2 separate regions of the Homo sapiens genome follow, and region 2 is linked to region 1. A link is an interaction called in ENCODE POLR2A ChIA-PET data of the cell type or tissue named here. Cell type or tissue: A673. All regions are shown on one strand. Each heading gives the region's core, and the rest is flanking DNA. Links, peaks and the distances in the headings are about the cores only.

Evidence for each region. Peaks named below come from ENCODE experiments on the same cell type or tissue, not always from the same donor. Only the 100,000 strongest peaks of a DNase experiment are listed, where the experiment ranks them.
Region 2: POLR2A ChIA-PET joins it to region 1 with 5 read pairs; 1 of 35 experiments calls an interaction of 5 or more read pairs at or near these places.

Annotation. Positions count from the first base shown.
Region 1 is chr9:87,032,221-87,036,944 of GRCh38, forward strand. All of the region lies in intron 1 of LINC02893 (long intergenic non-protein coding RNA 2893), which reads right to left. Among named protein-coding and RNA genes, the nearest start is that of LINC02893, 7.5 kb to the right of the region's middle. RefSeq lists an enhancer at 1,215-4,463. In A673, for the core only: no CTCF peak of the experiment used is centred there; a DNase peak (open chromatin) is centred at 2,021; H3K27ac peaks cover 864 bases.
Region 2 is chr9:86,628,182-86,632,905 of GRCh38, forward strand. No RefSeq gene overlaps it. Among named protein-coding and RNA genes, the nearest start is that of LINC02834, 78 kb to the right of the region's middle. In A673, for the core only: no CTCF peak of the experiment used is centred there; no DNase peak of the experiment used is centred there; H3K27ac peaks cover 396 bases.

The sequences.
Region 1 (4,724 bases), core at 334-4,333:
AAGCTAAATGTCAGCAAAAATAAGGACAATAAAGATGTTTGAGAGAGAAAAGAATGTTTCATCTGTGATTGTGGATGAGGACCGGCATCTTTAAATACCTGTATCATTTATTTATGGAGGGTCTCACTTAATGATACATCAGAAATATCCTGCAAGGATGGGACACCATGTTTTCAGTCTTTACCCTATTACTAGCTATTCAGATTGTTTCCAGCTCCTTAATAAAGTAAACAATGTTCTAATAATCCTGTGTGTGTGTGGATAGATGGACAGATGGATGGATAGGAAGATGGGTGATAGATAAATATAGATAGATGATAGATAGATAGATAGATAGATAGATAGATAGATAGATAGATCCATCCATCCTAATGTACTGAGGCATTTTATTTCTAATGGAAGGATTCCACCAAAGTATAGGTGCTAGGTCAAACATTGTATGTATTTTTAATTTTAATAGAGATTGCCATAGTTTTCCATAAGCTATTAATTTGAAATTGAAGTTTTCAACATCTGAAGCATGATTATGGAATCTTTGAGTTTCTTGAAACATTTTGAAAACCACTGGACCTAGGATTTTTAGCTATTTTGTTTACCATGTCTGCCTATGTGGCCTTTGAGAAATGTGAAACTCTGTAAAATACCTTGATTATCCTATGATACAAAATAGAGAAAGAAAAATACCGGCTGGATGCTAGAAAATGGAGCTGAGGCCTGACTTCATGTCTTCCTAGACTAAGTTTCTGGTTAGAAAAATGGAAATAGGTCCCAATCGGGGAGGAAATAGAGCATTTATTTGATGCTGCCTTTCAGTACAAGCATTAAAATATGCCAAGTAATGGATGAAAGCCCTTTCTGATTATTTAATGAAGACATGGAATTCTGTGGAGTTCTGCTTCTTATGTGAATAAGAGACCCTCTAGCAATGCAATATTTCAGCTTCCATTTGTGCAAAATTAGATGAAACAAATTACTTTAAAAATAAACAACAACAAAAACCCAAGCTCAGAATCATGCATTCTTCTCAAAAGTAACTTCCTAAAATCAGTGTGAACAAGACTAAATGAAATGAAATAATTGTGAAATAAAGTCTAGAATGTATTCTTTGTGGAAAATTAATTCTAGCTCATAGGAAAGACTCAGTCTTAGTTAACAAATTTGGACAAAATCAGAATGTGCAGCAATTTATATCTGCTGCTCTGGATGTTTGGGTCCCCTTTGAACTCTGGCCTTAAATATTCTGATGGATTTTCTTCATAAGCCCTTAAATTCTCATGGGGTAGACTAATGGCCTTTTCAACAGGCACATGAATTTCCCCTTTTGCAGTCACCACATATGTAGGCAGTACATCTCTAGCAAATCTCCAGACCATCCCAGAGAAAGTAAATCCAGAAAAGAAGAAGGGAAGAGGGGGTGGGGAGGGCAAGAATTGTCCCCTGAGTAAACCTGCAATGCTCAATAGTTAGACTGAATGATGTGGTGGCATTGGAGGCAAAAAAAAAAAAAAAAAGAAAAGAAAAAAACACCTCTAACTTGAACTGCTAAGGTTTTTTAAAGGAAAGAAAAAGAGAGAAGGAAGGAAGGAAGAGAAAGAAAGAAAGGAAGGAAGGAAAGAAAGAAAAGAAAAGAAAGAAAGAAAGAAAGAAAGAAAGAAAGAAAGAAAGAAAGAAAGAAAAAGAAAAAAGAAAGAAAAGAAAGAAAGAAAGAAAGAAAGAAAGAAAGAAAGAAAGAAAGAAAGAAGGAAAGAAAGAAAGAAAGAAAAAAATAATCATGCAAGCAGGCAAACAAACAAAACAAGGTAAAGGGAAATGTTAGGATGCTTTCAATCAAGCCCTTTTAGATCAATTAACACCGTTGTTTATTTAATCTCCAAATTCCATCACATGTGGCAGGCAGGAGTGCTGTTCTTCTTTTCAACTGAAACAATGCAAAACATAGTCTGGATTCAAGGAAATCTTGCCAAAATCCCTGGCAATGTATCACTTTTTTAAGCCCTGTTTTGCTTTTGTGCTCATGGTAACGTTTGCAGCTGTCGAGTGTGGCTTCAGGCTGTCTGACTCCCTTGAGAGAATTTATGTGTTTTTCTACTTCCTTTCCTTATTAGGAGGCAGGAATCTGCGACACCTATTAGAACAAGTATGCATAAAGGGTAATGACCATGAGATTTATTAGTGGTCTGTTCTTCTTCAAATGAGCTCTCAGCCCCTGTTCCGCAAGGGCCATGCCCAGGTTTGAACTGGCCTCTGCTTTCTCGGCAGCAGGTGGGCAGAGTGGCTTTAGTCAAGGGGACGAGGAAAGATGTCGGCCTCTGGGAAAAGCTGGTTCTTTCTTCCACACCAAGGCACGGAAAAGAACCTGGAGTGTCAAGGTTTGGATTTAATGAATATGAAGTATTAGCTGACAAAGGTGAATGGGATCGAAATAGAAACATGAGCTAGATTTTCATAATAGCTCTGTGGCAGGAAAAAGGCTCCCAGAACCCTTTTGTTTTGTTCTTTTTAAAATGGTAGCGTGTGGGGGTAATTTTGTTCCTAGAGGTCTGAGATAGGGGAATGAGCCTTTCCTAGGAAAGCATGGGAATTCTTCTTTCCTCTGTTTCCAAGGAGTAAAAAGGTCGCCATTTGGGGAAAGGGATGACTTTGAGAAGCTAAAAGTGTGCTCATCTGCAGCGGACCCCTCACAAAAACGTTCAAACAAGGAGTCAGGAAAGAAGCTGCAGGTTTTAATAAAATCCACATATCAGCCCGAAAACACTGGGCCAACTACATCTCTGCCCAGCCTCCTGCTAATGTTTGGAGTCCAGACGGAAAGTTCAGGAGAACAAAATGCTTGGGGCCAAATTCATTTTCTGTGAAAATCACCAGTATGTTCAAGAAAACGTAATCCATATGTTTTTGATTCATTCGTCAAAACGTTTCAGTGAGCCACTGGGTGTCCACAAAGCTTGTCAGGTCATTCTTCTTCAAGGCAGAAAACCGTGTTTGGCCATAGAAGGTGGATTCTAACCCCAGAAAGGGCAGGTTCAAATTGAAACTCACTCTCAAGGTGTGAGTGGGCTCTACCTTGAAAAAATCTAATAGGCTCTACTGAGAAATACCAGGAAGAAGAATGAATACATTTTCCTCATGCAGTTTTTAGGCTGGAGATAGTAACTGGGGGAAGGCAAGGGGTCAATGTTCTTTTGAGCTTTTAAGCATGATCAATATTGTGAGATGAAGAAAATTATCTCGGTTACTCTTAGTCTGTTGAGAAAGTTAAAACTTCATAATCAGTTTTGTTTTGTTTTTTCTCATGAACTCTCAAAGATTCTTCTCCCCCCAGCATCTATGATCCCCTACCGGGTAGAGTCATTTTTACATCCCCCTAGTACAGTATCTGACACGTTCTAGTAGGCACCCAATGAATGCTGACCAGAACTGAAACAACAAATATATTTTTTCCTGTACTGATCAATACATAAAGGTTTGCTTCCACCTTGGGTGCAGTTATATCCAATAGCTTGTAGTATTAAAGTCAGAGAATAGGCACTCTGTGTTAAGAAAGTAAAAATGATACATAGACCTAATGGTGCAGATAAGTTGACAGGAAGATAAAGCTAAAAGGTTGGAAAACACATTAATTAGTTCCCCTCCTCTATCTGGGGTCCTCTGGCTTTTTCCATTTGGAGCATGCACTGGAATAAAGAAGGAAGGAACCTACTTCAGGCTTTGTCCAGAGTCATAGCAGAAGGAGAACATTTCATTACGGTGCTTCATGCAACTCACCCAGGTCCCCCGACACATTCACCCTGAACTGCATAAATCTCTCAGTAAGCAGCAAATGAGACCCACGTTTAGATTTCTGACTAAACTTCTGGCTTCTTTTCACATTTTGCGCAGTCATTTCAAGTGAGCTAGCCAAAGCTGCTAATTAAAGAGAGAATGATTTATTTCATAAGTTTTCTTTTCCCTCAGGAAACATAACTCAACTCCAGGCACAGCTAGTTTACCTCGCCCTAGTCAATAAATTACACCCACCTCATTAATAGTTAATTAGGAAAACTGGAAACCCCTTGACAAAACCTCAAGAAGGAAAGGGTCAGCCAGCTCCAAGCCAGAAATGTACAATGAGCCTGATCCGATGCTCCTTTCGTGCTCACAGGCCCAGGTGCCCAGTCCTGAGTGGGAGCCTTGGTTTCTCCCCACATGTTTAGGAAGCTCATTCTGCCCTGCGCTGCCCTCCTACAGTGAACCTTACATGCATGTCATCTTTGTGAGGTAGGGGACAAAAACCCTGTCTTTAACCTTCTTTTATAACTGTTAAGAATTTTTTTTTTAACTATGGCAACAAAAATCTAGAGATCAATTTTCCTTCAATGTAGTATATGTTTCTCCAACAATAAACACATCGCTAAGGTTTAACTTTCAGGAATAAGATACTTTTTTTTCTTTTCATAAAAAAGATCGCAAAGCTCATATACTGCTGACTCAGTCTTTCCATATATAAATATTAACTGGAGGAGAGCCAGACCATGCCAGCTCCCCTAGTTCTCTATATATGGCCAATCAGTGCATTGGTGCAATGCAAGAGGCAGATTTATGTACAATGAGAAATAGAAAACTAAGGTCCACTTATAGTGCCTTGGCATTTCTAAGTATTTCACCAACATGCCACCTAACAGTTATATAAATTTGACTGATATTTCTTAAACTTTAATGTACACACATATGTCTTGAAGGTCTTG
Region 2 (4,724 bases), core at 515-4,514, 400 kb before region 1:
ACTAAAAATACAAAAAATTAGCTGGGCATGGTGGTGGGCACCTGTAATCCCAGCTACTTGGGAGGCTGAGGCAGGAGAAGCACTTGAACCTGGGAGGCAGAAGTTGCCGTGAGCCAAGATCACATCATTGCACTCCACTCCAGCCTAGGTGACAGAGCAAGACTCTGTCTCAAAAAATAAATAAATAAATATATATATATATATATATATATATATATATATATATATATATATATGATAGTGAGTTTGTTTAAAAATGATCTCTAAACTGTCATTGATGGGTTATGTTGAAAGTATTTGTGGATTAAAAAAATTTAGAGTGTTATCTCCCACAAGTATGAAATATGGCATTAACTATCCAAAAAATTACAAAAAATTAAATATTTCTTCTCTAGGTGAAACCAGCTCCTCCCCTCCTCCTTATTTATTACATTCTGCTTCTAAGCAGTACTTTTATTTGAAAAATGCATGCAAGTTACTGCAGAGCCTTTTATAAATCTCGTGCATGCACGCTTGTGCACACGTGTACACTCGGCAATTGAGCTAGAATGATTTACTGGAAAATTGATGTGTGATCTGTTCTGTCACTTGCCTTCCCCAGTTGGAAAAAAAATGACAGGTTCTCTCTCCATCTCACCCAATCTCTCTATCTCTCTTTCCCCAGCTTTAGAGATTTTACAGAACCCATAATCAATGCTGCTGTTTGAGAGCCTCCTCTTTTTGTATTTTATGAAATGTAAAGCCCATTGAAGACATTTCCTGAGGTGTCCTTGAGGGAATGGGAAGGGGGACGAGTGCATTGGAGAGCTGAACAGTGACAGCAGCAGCAAGGTGCAGTTTCTAAATCAGAGGTGTGGTCAGAGGCCAGCAGTTTCTCAAGTGATGGGACTTGTGCCTATAAAGTGAAATGTCTCAGCAAGACCTCAGGAGGCAAAAGGCTTTCTGGTGCTGTTGGGAAGGCAGGACTTTAGCATGAGGATTTCTCTTTGTAAATGGTCTCTGTTACCCCTTGAAAAAGAAAAGCCTGTTCACCCACAGGGAGACCTTGGGGCTTGTGACAGTGAGAAGAATAGGGTCTGGTAGCAGATTCTGTTTGCCAGAGGTGGACTCCACAATATCTTCCATCCTACATGCCCTTCTTTGATGTGGCCCTGCCACACTCTATAGAGGGGTGAGGTCTAGTTTCTCTCCCCTTGCATCTGGGCTGGCCTAGAGATTGGCTTGTAACCTGAAGTCGTGCAGCTTCTGCTTTTGTATTAGTCCATTTTCATACTGCTATAAAGAACTGCCCGAGACTCGGTAATTTATAAAGAAAATAGATTTAATTGACTTACAGTTCAGCATGGCTAGGGAGGCCTCAGGAAACTTACAATCATGCAAAGGGGAAGCAAGGCACCTTCTTCACAAGGCAGCAGGAAGAAGTGCCTGGTGAAGGGGGAAGAGCCTCTTATAAATCCATCAGATCTCATGAGAACTCACTCACTATCAAGAGAACAGTATGGGGGAAAAAGCCCCCATGATTCAATTACCTCCACGTGGTCTTTCCCTTGACACATGGGGATTATGGGGAATATGGGGATTATAATTCAAGATGAGATTTGGGTAGGGACACAGAGCCTAACTATGTCAGTTTTGGTCTTTGGCAAGTAAGTTCTCTGGGCACTCCTTCCAGGGGTGCTCCATTCCAGGACCCAGCTGGCTGCTATGCTGTAAGAAACCCAAGCTCGGTGGACAGGCCGTGTGTAAGCACTCCAGTCGACAGCATTGGCCAGGCTCAGTTTTGCAGCCATCCTGAACAGCTTCCAGATGATTCCAGCCTCTCGCTCTTCTTCTTCCCATCTGAGTCCCCAGACATTGTGGAACAGAGACAAGCATGCACAGGGTTCCCCAACTGAATTCCTAACCACAGCATTCATGATTGTACTGAAATGGTTGTTGTCTTATGCCACTAATTTTTTTTTAAATGAGCTTTATCAAGGTATTTTAAGACATGTCCATCAACCCAAAAATTTCATTGTGCTTTTTGTCATTAGTTTCCTCTCCTAATCCCAATCCCAGACAACTTCAGATCTGCTTTCTGACTCTGCAGTTCCTTCTTTTCTAGAAATTCCATACAAATGGACTCATATGAGTCTTTTTTTTTTTTTTTTGACACAAAGTCTCACTCTGTTGTCCAGGCTGGAGTGCAGTAATGCGATCTTGGCTCACTGCAACCTCCGCCTCCTGGGTTCAAGAGATTCTCGTGCCTCAGCCTCCTAAGTAGCTAGAATTACAGGCGCCCACCACCAGGCCTGGCTAAGTTTTGTATTTTTAGTAGAGATGAGGTTTCAGTATGTTGGCCAGGTTGGTCTCAAACTCCTGACCTCAGGTGATCCACCTGCCTCAGCCTCCCAAAGCGCTGGGATTACAGGCGTGAGCCATTGTGCCCGGCCTATATGAGTCTTTTATTTGAAGTTGCAGTGAGCTATGATTGCACCACTGATCCCCAGCCTGGGTGAAACAATGGGACCCTGTCTCCCAAAATAATAATAATGATAATAATAATAATATGAGTCTTTTCTGTTTTATGCCACTGCACTTTTGGGATATTTTGTTATGTAGCAATGAATGGCTGGAAGAACTTCCCTTTCCATTGTCTAGACATTGCATGAGTTTTATGAACAATTGTGCCCTTAAGGAGGGAAGGGTGCCTGATAATGGCTAAGACTGAATTCTCTCTTTAGGCTAATTTAAGTGGATTTAAAAGAAGTGGACATGTGCTGTTTCCTCTTTATCTGAGTTGGTAGACTAAGATTCATTTATGGTCTTTACCATGATGAAGTCAAGGGATAGGCCTATTTTTAGAGTAGTGTTTAAGGGTTCTACACATTTTCATGAAACACGAAGAGCTACTGAATATGACCAGCTGACCAGCTCTGCTCCCCATCAGCTGCCTGTAACTGGGAAATGCAGCAGATCTTATCCATCCTTCCTTCTGGTGCCACAACATAGACCTGCTGCCTCATTCCTCTATTCCAGGGCTGTAGAAGGCGACGAAGGTCACATTATCAAGTGGGAAACTATTGTGCCTCTGTTGTTTCAGGGAATTTTAGACTTTTAGAATCCCTTACAGGTTTGGGAGCTTTATATTTTTATTCTTTGCCAACCCAAATATCAAGAAGCCTGAGAGGAAGAATTGACTAGGCAAATGAACTGCCGTGGAGCTGTTTCTTATTTATAGGAAAGTAGTTATAAAAATCAAGGAAAGAGCCTGGTGCCCTTGCTTATGCCTGGAATCCCAGCACTTTGGGAAGCTGAGGCAGGAGGATCGCTTGAGCCCAGGAGTTGGAGACCAACCTGGGCAACATAGGGAGACCCCATCTCTACAAAAAATTTAAAAATATAGCCAGGTGTGGTGGTGCATGCCTGTGGTTCCAGCTACTCAGGAGGCTGAGGTGGGAGAATCCCTTAAGCCCAGGAGGTCGAGGCTGTGAGGCATATGGCACCCCTATACTCCAGGCTGGGAGACAGAGTGAAACCCCATCAAAAACAAAACCAAACAAAACAAAAGGCAAGGAGACAAAATCTATGGGGAAAGGAGTGGGTGAAAATTGAAGCAAACTCAGAAAAGTGTCCAAAATATTATGCCTAGAGGCAAACATAGGAAGGATCAAAAGAAAACATTTAGTCTCTCCTCACCCCTAATTTGCATGAAATCCAGTAAACACAAGTAAATGCACAACTAAACCGGGTTCTTTTCAACACCTCTGGGGAGGGCACTCACAAGTCCTCCTGGGGTAACTCAGAGCTATTTAAAAATAATAAAGGAAAAGAATACTGTTGACAGGTGCTATGTGCTTTGCTTGATGTAACCCTTGTTTCTCAAATTGGTTTGTCTCTAGGTAATATTTTTATTAATCCTCTCAGATGCTTTAGTGTCACTTCATTGAAATTAATTTTTTTGTTGTTGGTCCAGGTCTCTGCGGAAGATGCTCTTTGTGGAGTGAATCGTTAACTGGGGAGGAGGCCACCTAGATTCAGTTATAGAACATCGTGGATTAGATTGTCATACATCAAGGAGCCGAGGACCATTCCCTGGGTAGCGAAGGTGATTATGATTTATTGTAATTCTAAGTGGGCTCCAAGCTGGATAGAGGATTATCTGCTCATTACTCTCTCTTTGGAAAATCCAATCCGAAAGGAGGTCTTTGGAGGTCACAGATCTTTGGAGGGTCTTTGTGTCTTGTTTCTTAAGTCTGTCTTTACTCACGTGTTTATAGAGGACATAGATGAAGGCTGCTTGCCCCCTTTACATGGGACTGACAGTGCTCCCACTCAGTATGGCTCTCATCAGAGATCCCAGGAAACTCCCCCAAACCCACTGAAGTGAACTGTGGCTCAGACTCGGGAAGGAATGGCACATCCTGCATGTGTGTGTGTGACTCCTGGGTGATGTTCTCGGGGACAGGGGCGCCTTCTCCAGGAGTGGCCAGAGTCCTGTCTGACTTGGACCTGGTCATAACCCTGTCCACTGTGTCCTGGCCCTGTATTCTGCTGCTTTTCCATGAGCCTCACCATTTGGCCCACATCTGGCCGGCCCCAGAGCTCTTAACACTATTGGAGTTGCCAGTCTCTGCCTCAAATTGCACAACATTTAGGTTTTTTTTTTTTAAATACAGAGTAGATTTTCTACCTTTTTTTTTTTTTTTTTTTTGAGACAGGATCTCACTCTGTTGCCCAGGCTG